3 separate regions of the Mus musculus genome follow, and regions 1 and 2 are each linked to region 3. A link is a loop called in an ENCODE intact Hi-C map of the cell type or tissue named here. Cell type or tissue: left cerebral cortex. All regions are shown on one strand.

Region 1 (5,000 bases), 91 kb before region 3:
TAAGAGTATTGATAAGGGCACACTTCTTCAGGTGGGAGATAAGTAGCGCCCAGCAATTGTGCCACTAAGGAAGCTGAAATTGAACAACTGTGTGTCTGTGAGTTTCATCTACGAATCCAATATTCTCTGGGCGGGGGCAGTCAGTTCCTGGAGCTTAGGTGGGGCAGCAAAAGCAACACGCAACGCATGATGTTTGTAGAGAATACAAACTGGACTCAATGGACAGTGACTGTGTGCTCGCATAGCTAACCTTGCAAAGCTTCATTGGTCTCCCAGCTTTGCTGATCTTCACTTTGTAGAGAGAGGCACAGCAGAGAACTTCTGGCATGCTGGCTGGTTCTGGTCACTCCTGGTGACTTGTGCCAACTCAGTGACTCAGTGGAAGCCTGGTTGTTTCTGCTGGATTGTGCTGCTGAGTCACACTTGGAATTCAGACACTACTGAACTGGACTGCTACTACACAGAGATAGGAATTGCCCCCAAAGAACTACTTCTAAACAGATGCACATCCACTTTTTTATTTACCATCTTTTCTCTGCTACCTTTTGATGGTAGGCAAGAAGGTGTGTATACGTGTAGGGGGTGGTGGTGGTCAAAGCATTTGAAAATCCCTATTAAAAGTAGGTTTTAAAATATCAAAGTTTACAACCAGGTTTACAGACAAGAACCTGGAAGCTTTTGGAGGTTTGAAACTTCCACAATCAGCAAGTGTCAAGGACACTAACAGCTACACTTCAAACACCGTAATATTTTGTGCAGACAACACGCACAGGTGATCTGTGCAGAGTGTTTCCAGTACAGCCCTGGAGTACATTATTAGCTTTCTTACATGGCAGCTGAAAATGTATACTTTGCCCAATATCACTTAGTGAGCAAGAATCCAACTGAGCAAGTCAGGAGGAACAAGCCAGTAAGCAGCACCCCTTCCATGGCTTCTGCATGGCTCCTGATTTCAGCTTCCTGCCCTGCTTTGAGTTCCTGCCCTGGTTCCCTTCAGTGATGGACTGTGATGAGAAACTATAAAATGAACCATTTTCTCCCCAAGTTGCCCTTTGGTTATGGTGTCTTATCATAGCAATAGAAACTCTAAGACAGACATGACAGTGACCTCTCTGTGATACAATCTATCAGCAGCTTACAAACATTTAAATGGCTTCTCCATAAATAAAAGCCTTAGAACCCAACTCTCCACTCAGATCATTATGTATCTTTAAACCTACTACACAAATTAGAGTTTCTCTCACCACAGATGCATGGTGTGACATCTGGTCATTTATTCTATACTGTCAGATGAAGCTACTAATATCTCAGCCTTTGTGGCCTATGAGACACTAGAATGGGTGATTTCCTTTCCTTTCCTTTCCTTTCCTTTCCTTTCCTTTCCTTTCCTTTCCTTTCCTTTCCTCTCCTTTCCTTTCCTTTCCTTTCCGTCTTGGTTTTCTTTTTGTTTTGAGACATGTAGCACAGGATCTTTTCAGACTCATCGTGTAACTCAGGCTGTCTTTCCTGGAACTCACAATCCTTCTGCCTCAGCCTTCTGTGTTCTGGGGCTACTCACATACATTACCATTCCAAAATTAGGATGGATGGATGTATTTCATAAAATATTTTTCAGAATAACAATGCAGACTGCATGTCATAATGATGTCAAAAAGAGGTGCTGGAGAGATGGCTCAGCGGTTAAGAGCACCGACTGCTCTTCCAGAGATCCTGAGTTCAAATCCCAGCAACCACATGGTGGCTCACAACCAACTGCAATGAGATCTGATGCCCTCTTCTGGTGTGTCTGAAGACAGCTACAGTGTACTCATATACATAAAATAAATAAATAAATCTTTAAAAAAATTGATGCCAAGAAGAGCCCTTAGGTTCCTTCACACAGATGGCCAGTTGTGTGTTTAGGACAGAATACAGCTGTGAACTGCAATAGTGAATGCAGAACTCAGAGCTATGAACTTCAGTGCTACATAGCCTACTATGCCAAGTACATTCACTGGGGACCCCCAAGGCTCCTCTCCCCGCTTAAATTTACATTTTGTCTATTTTCTCAGACTTAAAATCATTTCCACAGGTGCTCTTACAGTCTTTGATTCATGTATTTGTCACAAAGACAGCATGGCATACACTAATAAACTACCCCGGGCTCAAAGAAGAGTACCCTAGTTTGATGGGGCATGAAGTTACCACGATTGACCACCAGGTGGCAGAGCCAGCCAGCTCAGGAAGCAAGGAGTCAAAGCATGCGCACAATGCCTGGTTACAAATGAAGTTTGAAATCACAGGCCCGAGAGCAGAGGCGATTTGTAGACAGTTGTTCTCAGCAGGGAGGACCAATTCCTTGAGCAGACGCACGACTAGAAAATGGTACCAAAGTTGCTAGTTCCAGTTCAGCCTGAGCATTCTGTTATAGATAGTCCTTTTGTATCACAGGAGTATCCTCCGACCCAAACTCCCTCCATCCTCAGGAGTTCTGCTGGGCCCCTTAACCGTTACCTTCTTTCATAAAAGGATGAGGAGGAGAAGGACACGGGTCCCTCACCTGAATCCAGCCACTCCCGACCAGTCCTGTGCAGTTCTTCCCTAATGGGTTGTGGTCCTGGCAGAGGGCTTTGAGGATGTTAGTTGGGAATGGTGAGGGGATGAGACTGTCTACCTAGCTATGGGGAAACCATCATTCCTACTGGGTGCAGACTGTCCAGTGTAGCTGCTTTAAGGTCATTTATGTGTTGCCCAGAACCCCTCACCCTTTGCTAAGTAAGGAAGCCTAATAATATGGGTTATCCTTGGCAAACTTGGGATGTAGTTGTGCCCCAGTTTGTTTTTGGGTCCTTAGGAGGACGGGTAGAGATCCTTCACATCTCTCTCAGGGAAGGAATTTTAGCATCAGCCTTTTCTTTTTTCTTTTTTTTTTTAAGTTTATTTTTTAATTATATGTGTAGTGTCTTTGTCTCTCTGCCTTTCTCTGTCTCTCTGTGTCTGTCTATTTCTCTCTCTCTCTCTCTCTCTCTCTCTCTCTCTCTTTCTCTCTCTTTCTCTTTCTGTGTGTGTGTGTGTGCGCGCGTGCGCGTGTATAGTGTAGTATAGTATAGTATAGTATTTGTACATGAGTCCAGATGTCTGTGGCTTCCAGGAGTGGGCATATGGTCTCTGGAGCTGGATTTAGAGATGTCTGTGAATCTTGCTATATGAGAATTGCTAGGAATTGAACTCAGGTCTTCTACAGTGCAGGAGGAACTCAGCTGCTGAGCCAGATTTTCAATCCCCTGTATGCAACACTTTAGTGGCAGAGCGGTTAACACTAGGTGTGGAGATGTGAAGATGATGAAAGATGCTCAAGCAGGAAGCAGTGTAGCATGCAGACCTGATCTGCAGTCAGGAAAAGGGCCGGCTAGCATCCTGTTCCCCTTTATGGCTTTGCTTCTAGTTATCAACCTTCCACTTTCTTTTGTATCTTGGCTCATGTCTTTCCTTCTTTCCACGAGGCCTGAGTGCTGTTTCCAGGAGACTTCCAGCATAGACTAAGGAGTGAGCAAACTTCCTCTAGAGGTTCAGCTTCTCCTACCCTCAGGATCTCTCTAGGAATGGCATTTGTGTGGCCTGCCCCCAGAAGTTCTCACTCTTTTTTTTAAAATTAATTATTTTTGTTTTTTATTTATTTTTTATTAGATATTTTCTTTATTTACATTTCAAATATTATCCCTTTTCCTGGTTTCCCCTCTGAAAACTTCCTCTCCCTCCCCATCCCCCTGCTCACCAACCCACTCACTACCACTTCCTGGCCCTGGTATTCCCCTACATGAGGACAAAGGGCCTCTCCTCCCATTGATGACTGACAAGGCCATCTGAAGTTCCCATTCCTGTCAATTGTCCCTATAGAGCCTTTATTCTCGTGAGTTACCATCAGAGAACTCAGCCCTGGTTCTCTCAGTGATTAAAAGCAGGAAGTTTAGAAGCCTTACAGCCAACTTTTGGGAGGTAAAACGCCTGTCTCTTATTTGCTGAAAGGACTGTTTTAGGTACAGGCATGCCACACTCTCTAGAGGCTTCCAATTGATCAACTGTTGAGACCTGCCTTTCAAAAACTTGCCTGTGCATGCAGGTTTGTGAATGTGGAGGCCAGGGGTGAATATTGGACCTTCCTTAATAATTCTCTACCTTAGTTTTTGAGGGAGGGTCTCTCACTGAGCCAGGAGCTCACAGGTTCACCTAGCCTCGGGGATCTCCCTGTCTCTACCTCCCCAGTTCTAGGGCCACAGGCATTTGCCACTGCCACCAGCTGCTCATGTGGGTGTTGGGAATCTGAACTCAACTCCTCCTGCTCTGGAGGCAAGCAGCTTCCTGGGTCTAAGCCCCAGCCCCACGACTTTCCTTTTAAAGTAAGAAAAAGCTTTAGCTTTAGCCACTGAGATGTCTATTTCAGTAGCCCAGGGCTCTGTTAGACCAACCTGGTGCTCAGAGGCTCAGGGAGACTCTTGCACTATTAACCAACGAGGCTGGTGTTCACAGGTAACATTCAGGCTAACTGGGTATTGCTTTGTCTTTAAGTGTGAAGGACTTGAAAAACATCAGCTTCTTAGCTGAGGAATTCCTGAATGGATGAAGACTTGAGTGGGAGGTGTCCGCTGAAAAGATGTAACTGTATCTCTGCAGGTCATCTGCGTGTTGGAGGGACATTGTGACTAAGAAGATACAGGGGAAGGTGGAAGATATGGCCCTGAGCCGCTATGCTATGCATCAGATCCCGTGTCACTTAAGCATCAGATCTGTCTGCCCTGTGGGAGGAAAATGTTATGCCATACCCCATATGTCCAATTGCATTTATTTCTAATGGTTGTAATGCATGACCATACCAAAAAAACATGGCTGGAGAGATGGCTCAGAGAGCGGAGCACTTGCCACACCCGTCTGACATTCTGAGTCCAATGATCAGAATCTAAGTAAAAAGCCATTGCTTTAATCCCAAGGCCCCTATGTTGATATGGGAAGTATGGTGGTTTGAA
Region 2 (5,000 bases), 53 kb before region 3:
GTTGCTGGGATTTGAACTCAGGACCTTCAGAAGAGCAGTCAGTACTCTTAACCACTGAGCCATCTCTACAACCCCTGCCTCAGCTTCCTAAACACTGGGATTACAGGTGAGAATCACAGCACACCAGGTCTTTCTGGGAAGCACTTTCTGGTCTTGAAGGGATACTTTGCAAAAGAGAGAGAGTGTGAAGTTAAAGGAAGGAAGGCGAAGGTTAAAACTTCATAATTTAATTTAATGGTTGTAAAATGTAATTTTGTTTATTTTTGTTAATTAAGTAAGAACACCTCCCATTTCCACAGAGTTATATCTTGGTATTCCCTAGTGTCAGTCCTGGCTGCCCCTTTGCTTTCAGGGTGCTAAGAGTTAAATCCTGCATGATCACATTTTGGAAAAGAAACCAGGCTTAGTGTTTCCCTAGTTTTCATCAACAAATGTTGATTTACATAATCATCTGTCCTTGATATCAAGTCTACCAAAATAACTATGGATTTTGTCTTTAAATACTTTGATCTTCTATTATATATATATATTTTTTTTGGCGATTTCAGAGTGATCCCTGCATGATTGAGATACACACTGTCATGCTGTGTGGTTTTATTTTAGCATTGGGTTCTCTGCTGTTTCACTTCAGCTTTTTCTGTCTATACTGAGTGAACTAAATCTGCATGGTGTTTTTTTTTTTTGTGTGTGTGTGTGTGCAAGTAGTGTATATATTTGCTATTTGGGTCAGGTTTGTTCTCAGTGTTATGGGAATTCTTTAAATAAATGCGAAGCTTTCCTGTTTATTTTAAAGAAGCTTCAAAGTTTCAAATTAATGCTCTGTCTCCTAACGAAAGGTGTAATTTCAGACAAGTTGTTTTACTTATGTTTAAATTTATTTGGCAAAAATTATATATTCGAAAAAGTCCTGTGCCAAAGGGACACATGTGCTGTGGAGATAAATTATTTGCAGAGCATGCTCCAGGCCCTGGGTCCTATCTCCATTGCTGCAAAAGGTGTCCCATATTCAACATTATCTCTTCTCCCCTCCTGTCCTTTCCTCTGCCCTCCCCGGTCCTCTCCTCCATTGTCCTCTCTCCTGTCCCCTCTCCTCTCTTTTCCCTTCTTTGAAACAGGGTCTCATTTCAAAGAAGAGCTGCCTAGGAATGCCTTGAACTTGATAAGTAGTGAGGCTGCCCTTAAACTTGTGATCCTCCCGCTTCGCCTCCGCCTCTCAGGGGAGCATGCCCTCCCCACCACCCCAACCTCTGACAGGTGTTACATTTTCCAGTCTTTCTTTCTGTATTCCAATCTTTTCTGTATTTCCATTTCCTTCTAATTTATGAGATTTTATCCCGATGTCCAGTGGGTGAAGCGCTCCTCCATTCCTCAGAGGAGTCCGCCATTTCAGATAGGGACTGTTCAGCATCGCTCTTCCCAATATCTCTGATATGAGTGCCCTGTTTGACCAGTGTCTTTTGTGATTTCTTGCCACTTCCCCAGTTAAAGAGGGAGGCCATGCCTTGTCCAATAATCATGGTTTGAGATTTTACAGAGATTACACATATTTAAAGTTACAGGTCAACTAAGATAAAGGGGACACTCTTCAACTTACTGTACTTATAAATTAAAATGTATTTTTTTTTTCTGGTTCAGAAATCTAGTCGTCTAAGGGTAAGAAAGAAAACAAGAGTATATGCTCTGCTCAGTGAGATCTCTCTGAACATTGATGGGGTGGCTGGGATTATCTGGGACAGGGGGCCCAGCCTGTTTCCAGCAGAGTTTCCTTTATTTGGAAAGAGTTGTTGTTGGTGTCTTCACTGGTTTCCCAACTCAGCACTCAGAGTCCATGGAAGGTCTCAGGAGGATCTCTGGTGCCTGCTCATCGTGGGGCTAGTGGGGCTAGTGGACAAGGAAATGATCTAGGGGGTTGATTTGTGTATCTTCCTTTGTTTACTTATACTTGAGCCCCACGACTGCACAGAGGGTTAGAGTCACATTTTTAGCCAAGTCCCTTTCTATGTGCCTTCCAGACTGCTTAGAAGCCTTTCCCTCATGGTTCCATCTTCATGCACTTGCCAGACTCCTTTCTTTCTCAGTAACCACCAATGATGCTGTAAGAGGTTCTCTGCTCACAGCATCTTACAGGCCATCTCCACAGAACACTTCCATGGAATGAAGGGTAGTTAAATGCATCCCCGAGTTGCTGTTTTTAACCGAGAGCCATCTCTGCTTTTAGGAAGTCCGGGACTGCTACCAACTCAACACCCACGTGTACTGGTAATGGCTGGCAAAGCATGGAGTTGGGGGCAGGCGGTTTATGCTATATTCTTATTTCATCTCTCTTCTGAAACCTACAAGCAGATGTCTTCTACATGAACACCAACTTAGTAGCCAAGAGCATCTTGGAAAGGGAAAGCCAAGATATTTCCCACAGTCCTTTATCTTCCAATATTTTCATACCTAGAAGTAACTAGAAAAATGAATTCCTCAGTGCTGGCCTACTGTCTGTCTGTTCTGCTGCCTCTTGTTGGTGCTGCTGGAGGCCTGCACAACACAGAGCATTGCCCTCATTGCCTCTGCTCTGCCCATTCTAAGTCATTTCATGCTTGTGAGATCTACCTTCAGGTAGATAGTTATCAAAGCATTCCTCCCATAAATAAAGTTAATCACTCAGCATTCCATTGCATGTCTGCCAAACTGAAGGATTTTGTCAAATACTCCTAAGTTATAAAAGTGACACCAAATTTTTCCTTTAAATTTAGACACATAAATAACTATATGTTAATATATTATTATATATTTTATATTAATTATATACCATATATCATCATAAGTCATAATATATATTAATTTCCTTTAAATCTAGATACATATAAAGAACTTATGTCTTTTTATATTTAGATGCTATTTCCCAGATAATTCATCGTCTGGCTACATTTTCTCTTACCTCCCACTATCTAGCAAGTTCTAAGTGGTGCTGGATTCAGGAAGTCAGGATCAAAATTTTTGGAGGCTTAGAGTTTGACCGAAGCCTCAGAATTGTAGGAGAAAGATAAAAGGTGTTAAGATTTCAATGGATTCCTAGAGGCACATGAGAGGAAGGATACTTGGACAGGAAAGCCTTCTGGCTGAGATTCAACACAATGCTACCACCAGGAGCATGAAGAGGAGGAGTTGGGCCAGAGGTTGTCAACCTGTGGGTCATGACCCTAGAATCACATATTAGCTCTCCTGCATATAAGATAATTATATTATGATTTATAATAGCAGCAAAAATACACTTATAAAGTAGCCACAAAATAATTGTGGTGGAGGAGTTACCAGAGCATGAGGAAGCTGCATTAGGAAGGCTGAGAGCCACCGATACAGGTGCTTTAATGTTTAATGGGGTATACGCATGACTTTATTCAACAGAAATTGCCGGGGCTATTTAATTTCTAATACTTGTGAGCCAAATCAGAATCCTTTTAAATTCATAGGTGAGGAAACAAATTTCCCAGGATGATAGTATTTTATATTGGTACTAAAAGTAGTTATTAATACTCAGAGAAGGGCTGGGGTGGAGGTCAGTTGGCAGAGTGTCTTGGCCCGCAGGACAGTCCAACAGGGTCTGGGAATGTGGAGAGAATGAAAGGTGAGAAACACAAGAATGGACAGCAAGTCTGATTGATCAAGCTGCCAAATTTTTATTGTTCCCAGGCAGGTTTTATGCCCCCAGAAGCAGGGTATGGGGAGGGGGATGACGCAGAATCGCTTTGTTTCTGGGAGAACACACCTGTTCCCAAAAGCAGGATATTGGCTAGTTAAAGAGTTCAGCAAGAGGAACAGAACAGAATGGGTTGCTAGGTCCCTGTCCACAAGATCTATAGCTATTTGTTCTTAACTGGGGGTAGCACTTTCCCATAGAGGCCTCAACTTTTTCCCACAGAAATCTCAACTAAGCTAGTACTTTTCCACTAAGGCCAAGACTTTGTAAGTACGCACTTATGGCTGACAAGGCAGATAACATTCAAACAGGGTCGCTCCCAACAGCAGAGTACTTAGCTAGGAAGCACAAAGGCCTGGGTTCCGCCCCCACATAAACCAAGCATGGTAGTGAGAGCTTGTAATTCCAGAGAAGAGCTATAAGAGGGAGAGACTTTACTGGACCTTGTGATCTTAACAATTGGGTTTGATCTTACTCCTTAGAAAATATTGATGTTTTGCTTATTTATTTTGATTTTAAAAATGGATTCCTAAGTTAACATGCAAAGCAATGAATTCAATCGCAACACCTTTATACATATATATCATTATGGTTTGTTTTTATTCCTTCCCGAAGCCCCACTTTGATCTCTTGCTTGTCTTTCTCCTGAGCATCCCCCTCTCTGCTTTCATGTCATTCATATTCCAGGCCCCTCTCTTGTTCCCCCTTTTAGCCTTCTATTCACACAATCCTCTTCTACTTTTATATCCCCTTCCCACACAAGTAAGTACATATTTAAATATGGATTCCACTTGAAAGAAAGCATGATATTTCTCTGAATCAGATTTATTTCCTTTAACACAATGATCTCCTGTCCAATCCATTTTCCTGAAAACGGCATGGATCTCTATTGGTCTGTATTCTGGACACTATCGGTGGAGATCTGTGAGGCTTTTGGCCTGGTTAGAGTGGCCAAGGAAAGGGGGGGAGGGGAGTTGAATAGAGGCAGCCACTGTTATTAAGAGAGCTACAGTAGCTGGCAGAAGTGCCCATACAGTGTGGTTACCCAGTGGGGGCTCAGACAGTCAGGACCCAGGATGGGAAGTGACCTTGGTAAGCTCAAGTAGTTACCTTCAGTGAAAGCTTTGGGAGAGAACTCTCTTCCCAAAACAGTGTTACAGTTCTTACATGACAGAAGCCCTGAGATGAGCTTTGATGAAGTCATTCTCACACCCCTCTTTCCTCCTCCTGTACAGGGTCTTTATATATATTGTGGGTTGGGGTCTGACAACAGATGCTTTCTCTGGGCTTCGTCTGAGATTAGGGATGCCTC
Region 3 (5,000 bases):
AACTCTTTCAATTCCTTGGGGCCTGAATGAAAGAGAAGGAAAGAGAGAAAATTCTCATGTGCACCCCCTACACACACACACACACACACACACACACACGGAATGGATGAAAAAAAGTCAAGAGTTCAATAACTTCACACACATAAATATACATACATATATACATGCATGCATACATGCTTACAGACCTATAGATAGACATATACATATTCACACATGCATGGTTGGAGCAAAGTTCCAACAAGCAGGATCCAAGTATTCCACACATACATTCATAAATACACACAATTGGTGAATGGAAGGAACAATGCTCTAACCCCCATTCACACAAACTTCACACACACACACACACACACACACACACACACAAACACACAGTTGATGTATATGGGAGAAGCAATGTTCCAGCCACACTCATCCTTTATTCTTTCTTCCATAGCGTATATATCCCAGCAGAATCTTTCAAGCAGTATACAACTATAATGTGACTACATGTTAGTTTTCTTCTAATAAATGATTATGAAAAACAACCTGCTTTCCAATACCTGTACAGGAAATAACATTCCATAGTATAGATAAAGAAAACCCCCATGTACATTCATAACCAAGCAACTTGTTATAAATAATCAAAGTGTAATCAAGCAAGGTAGTTTTTCTCAGCCAGTTTCTCTTACTGGCAATTTGCAGTTACAAAGAAAGAAGTAATTATTTTACTATTTATCTTCAAAAGTAATCTTGTAAGAGTCTTAAAAGAATCACAAATCTAAACTTTTTTTTAATAAAAATCAGTCATATCTACCTTAAATCTTCAAAATGTCCATCTATTCATCAGCAATTCTTTTTTTTTTTTTTTTATTTCAACAAAAATTTTTATTTATTTATTTATTTATTTATTTATTTGAAACAAGGTCTTACTATGTAGTGCTGGTCCTCCTGGAACTCACTCTCATCAGCAATTCTTAATCTATCATATCAGGAAGCTGAGGACAAAATGAGTATAAGAAATCAACCATCACCAGTCCAGCTGCAGTGAGAGTCACGTCAGCCAGTGCTGCCATAGTTCTTGTTCCCTGACCTTACAAGGTCCCTAGCTTAACTAATAAAAGTGTGCCTTTCTGAACTTCATATTGTCTTCTAAGGTTTTTTTGTTTTGTTTTTCCTTTTCTTTCCTTTTTCATCAGAGCCAGTAGTAAAAACACCTCAACCTAGCTTCACTAGCAACTTTATTTTTCCAAATATTTTCTAAGGGTGGTAGTCATTGCTGACAATCTACGTCTTTAAATTCTCACAATGTACTACCTGTAAACATACATAAAAATGTAAATGCAACTTAAGTCCATTTGGTATTGTTCATAAGGATATGTTTATAGATGTGACCATTCGGTACTAGATATCTAATTACAGGGCTCATCCCTGACAAAGACTGACTCGCCTTCTCAGCCCTCATTAATTGCCTGTAGCACTTCATCTGGAGAGGTCTTGTGGGATTTCCCGATACCAAGCTTGATTGTCAGCTAATGTTAGTGCTCAGGTGTAGCCTCGTGTAGGCTACTATGTTATTGAGATCACATGGTGCAGTTTTCCTGCATATAGAAGACACAATCTGGAGGGAATTTAGTAGGAAGAGTGGGGGTAGTGAGTAAATATGATCAAAATACATTGTAAAAAATGATCAAAGGAATAAAATATTAACATTAAAAAGAAATGGTAATAAACATATGGGAGAAAATGACACTCTTAAGGATGGATATGACCAGTGAAGGAAAAGGATGGATTCCTGGGACGGGAACTTCTGGATAGGGGGAAGTTAGCTCTTGGGCAGGGGCAGTTACTGCATGGAGTTACAACTTAAGGCAAAGCAATGAAGAGAGGCTGCCCCATTTAGATTCAGAGCAAGCCCATTGCTGTGGGGAGCAGCAGAGGAAACCTGGGATCCACACTTTGAAGGTAACCAGAAAGTCCTGCCTGCAGGACCTAACTCGAGGAGCTGGAGGCTGTTGTGGGGGGAGGGAACCTGGACAGGTTTTGTAGTGACTTGGCCCAGGTTCTGATTTCATGAAAGGAATGGAAGACCTCAGACTGTTTGGTAGCTTGCAGGTGGTCTTTAGATTTCTACCCTTGTACTTCAGCTGCTGGGAACTTCATTTTCTCCTCTTTTACAACTGAATAAATAAAATTAGTTTCCTCAGACACAAGACAAGTTAGTCGTGGTATTGTATGTGGATGGGCAAAAGGACTAAAATATTGACCTCGGTGGAAGAGAGGGACTTTGAGATCTAGATTAACCCTTGGTGCTGGAGATCCCTGTAAAGTTCCACATAAGTCAAGCTTCCAGAACCCCAGCAAACAATGAACACATAGTATGCATCCTTCAATCTCAGGAAAGGAAACTGGCCACAAGGTGTACAGCTCAAAGTGACCTTTCACCTGTCACCACGTTTATGCAAGTTCAGAATTCTGGTGCTCAAGTTGAGGGGATGAACGGTCCTAGGAGTATAGAAGGCTCAGAGAAGACAGTGTAGGTGCACAACGAAAGCAAGTCAGAGTGGCTTGATTTCGATAACTCAAGGAGTTAACACATCCAAAACCAACGCAGGGGTGGGGAGGAAAGCCACACCCCAAGGGAGCTGGAGCCAACTCAGAGGAGAAAAATCCTATTGGCATCCAGGAGGCAGGGAGCCAGCCCCTGGGCGCGGCCTGCAGGGGGCAGGCGATCGCCTGGGGAAGCGGGGGCAGAACGAGCCCCAAGAGCCAGCAGCTCCCGCTCCGCAGCCGCAGGAACCGCTCTGCGCCCGCCCGGTGCGCCCTCCTTGGCCAGTGAACTCGCGCTGCCCTGCTGCAGCCATGTGTGCGGCTCGGACGCCGCCGCTGGCGCTCGTCTTCCGAGGGACTTTCGTCCACTCCACCTGGACCTGCCCCATGGAGGTGCTTCGCGATCACCTCCTCGGCGTGAGCGACAGCGGCAAAGTGAGTGGGCACCGGGTCCCGCGCACCGCGGACAGGTGGAGGGACCCTGGCGAGGCACTGCGCGTTCAGGGTTCGCTCCTGTAGAGCGAGCACGGTGGCTCCAGAGTTGAACTTTAGCGTTTGGCTTCTAGAGAAGGCAGACTGACTGATCACTAGGTTTGTAACCTGGCTAGGGCGGAATGACATCCCAGAAGCCTGGAACAGTACTCGCACCGCACTGTAGGCATCCCTAGAAAAGGTGGTTGAATTTCTTGAGACAGAGCTGACCAGGGTGGCGTGGGGATCAGTTGATTAGTGTTGTCTGCTGAATTTATCAGGTAGAATAAGCAAAAACATCTGGTCTCATTCGCAGGCTCTTTCATCAAACAATGCATTAACACTACATGTTACACAAGTTTAATCTTGGAAGGGACAGAACTGGAAAATCTGTCTCTGTCTCTGTCTTCTCTGTCTCTCTGTCTCTCTCTCTCTCTCTCTCTCTCTCTCTCTCTCTCTCACACACACACACACACACACACACACAACACAGCCATTTGAATCAAAACAAACGGTTTCATTTTAAGGTTCAAAATGCCTTCTATGATTATAGCTTTTATACCCTCCCCCTACAATTAGATTTCCACAAGTGTCCTTTGATACCTGGCACTTCTTTGTCCACCCAGATGGTGACAGTGTACATTAGTAACATCCTGGCCAGTTTGATAAGTGAAGTCATTTCATTTTGGGGGCAGAATGGGATTTTTAATTGTTTCTCAAAGTATACCAGTCTGTGGTCTGCCAAGTTGAAGATGCTGTCATTGACCATGCTGAATTATGACTTAGATTTGGGAGTAACCAAACCTGATATTCTTAAAGATTTTTAAAAATGTGTGTGTGTGTGTACATACTCAAAGTAGCATGTGTGGTCAGAGAGCAACGTGTTCTCTTTGTTGGTTCTCTCCTTAATCCCCATGGATTCCAGGAACTGAATCCAGGTCCTCAGGCTTGGTGACAAGCACCTTGGTGACAAGTACTTTTTACATGCTGAGCCACCACACAGGCTCCCAATCTTGTTTTCTTGTGGGACTTGATTTTTTTTTTTTTTTGCTGTTGTTGTTGTTGGTACATTGGGAAGCAGGATGTTGCGTTTCCAAGGTGATAACATTCTCAGAGCTCACCTAACGGAGAGACTTCAGTAAACCTGGAGACCTGCATACATATCCACTCCACGCTTTGGGCTGTGATCCTCAGCTTCAGTGAACTAACTCCTCCCTGTGTAAGTCCCAGGAAACCGAATACAGAGCCTGAGAGGCTGGTGAGAGAGAGGAGATGCTAGTTTGGCCATAGAAGCTTTTCAGCTCATAGCTTTCTTTTTGGAATTAATCTCCTATTCCCTCAATTCTAATAAGTAATGGATGCAACAGTATATTTGGGGGGCATGATGGAAATAAGTAAGAAAAGGAAGTAAGTTATCATAAAATTAATCTTTCCTTGAGTTTATACTGAAGAATAAGTGTGTCCTGAACATGCAATTAGTGGTTGAGTCAGAGAGCCTACTCCTCTGGGAGCGTGCTGAGACTCTCGGTTTGCAGAGTGTGCCCTTCCCACATGAGACAAAATTAACCAGAAATTAGCCACAGAGGTTGGCTAGTCAAGATATACAGCTGAAACTCTCCTTTGTCATTGGATTGTTAGCTGTTGCTCTCCTTCTGAGTGTAAGACAGTAAGTTACCCCTTCCCTGGGCTTAGGGAGAGCATGATGGATGTATTTCAGTATTTGATTTCCCACATGTTAAATAGGGCATGCTTGACATTTAGGGTTGCTAAGATAAACTGGTTATTTTCGTATTTATCTAAACACTTTAAGGTCCTTGAAAACTAGTATATTCTGGAAGTGAGTCAGTGCATACTTGGGATCATTAGTTGCCTCTGAATTATATGGAGCTTCTTAAAGCTAGTGCCGGGACATACACTGGAATGGTTTGGGAGCATCTAGAAGCACTTGTGAAAATCCTGGCTCCTGGACAGCATCCCCAGAGAACTCAAATGCATAG

What was found. Peaks named below come from ENCODE experiments on the same cell type or tissue, not always from the same donor. Only the 100,000 strongest peaks of a DNase experiment are listed, where the experiment ranks them.
Region 1: it touches region 3 in a loop (3-fold over the local background); 4 of 42 quality-filtered maps call a loop at or near these places.
Region 2: a loop joins it to region 3, with 5 times the contacts of the local background. A loop is called at or near these places in 5 of 42 quality-filtered maps.

What each region holds. Positions count from the first base shown.
Region 1 is chr19:21,561,535-21,566,534 of GRCm38, reverse strand. No RefSeq gene overlaps it. Among named protein-coding and RNA genes, the nearest start is that of Gm38486, 32 kb to the left of the region's middle. In left cerebral cortex, a CTCF peak has its summit at 2,195 (motif pointing right); a DNase peak (open chromatin) is centred at 2,224.
Region 2 is chr19:21,523,231-21,528,230 of GRCm38, reverse strand. No RefSeq gene overlaps it. Among named protein-coding and RNA genes, the nearest start is that of Gda, 53 kb to the right of the region's middle. In left cerebral cortex, no CTCF peak of the experiment used is centred here; DNase peaks (open chromatin) are centred at 650, 2,243 and 4,019; H3K27ac peaks cover 2,405 bases.
Region 3 is chr19:21,470,335-21,475,334 of GRCm38, reverse strand. Gda (guanine deaminase) reads left to right here and starts at 2,674. Exons shown (of 14, transcript NM_010266.2): 1 at 2,674-2,967. The coding sequence starts at 2,845. In left cerebral cortex, a CTCF peak has its summit at 2,691 (motif pointing right); DNase peaks (open chromatin) are centred at 2,680, 4,128, 4,592 and 4,872; H3K4me3 peaks cover 2,652 bases; H3K27ac peaks cover 2,056 bases.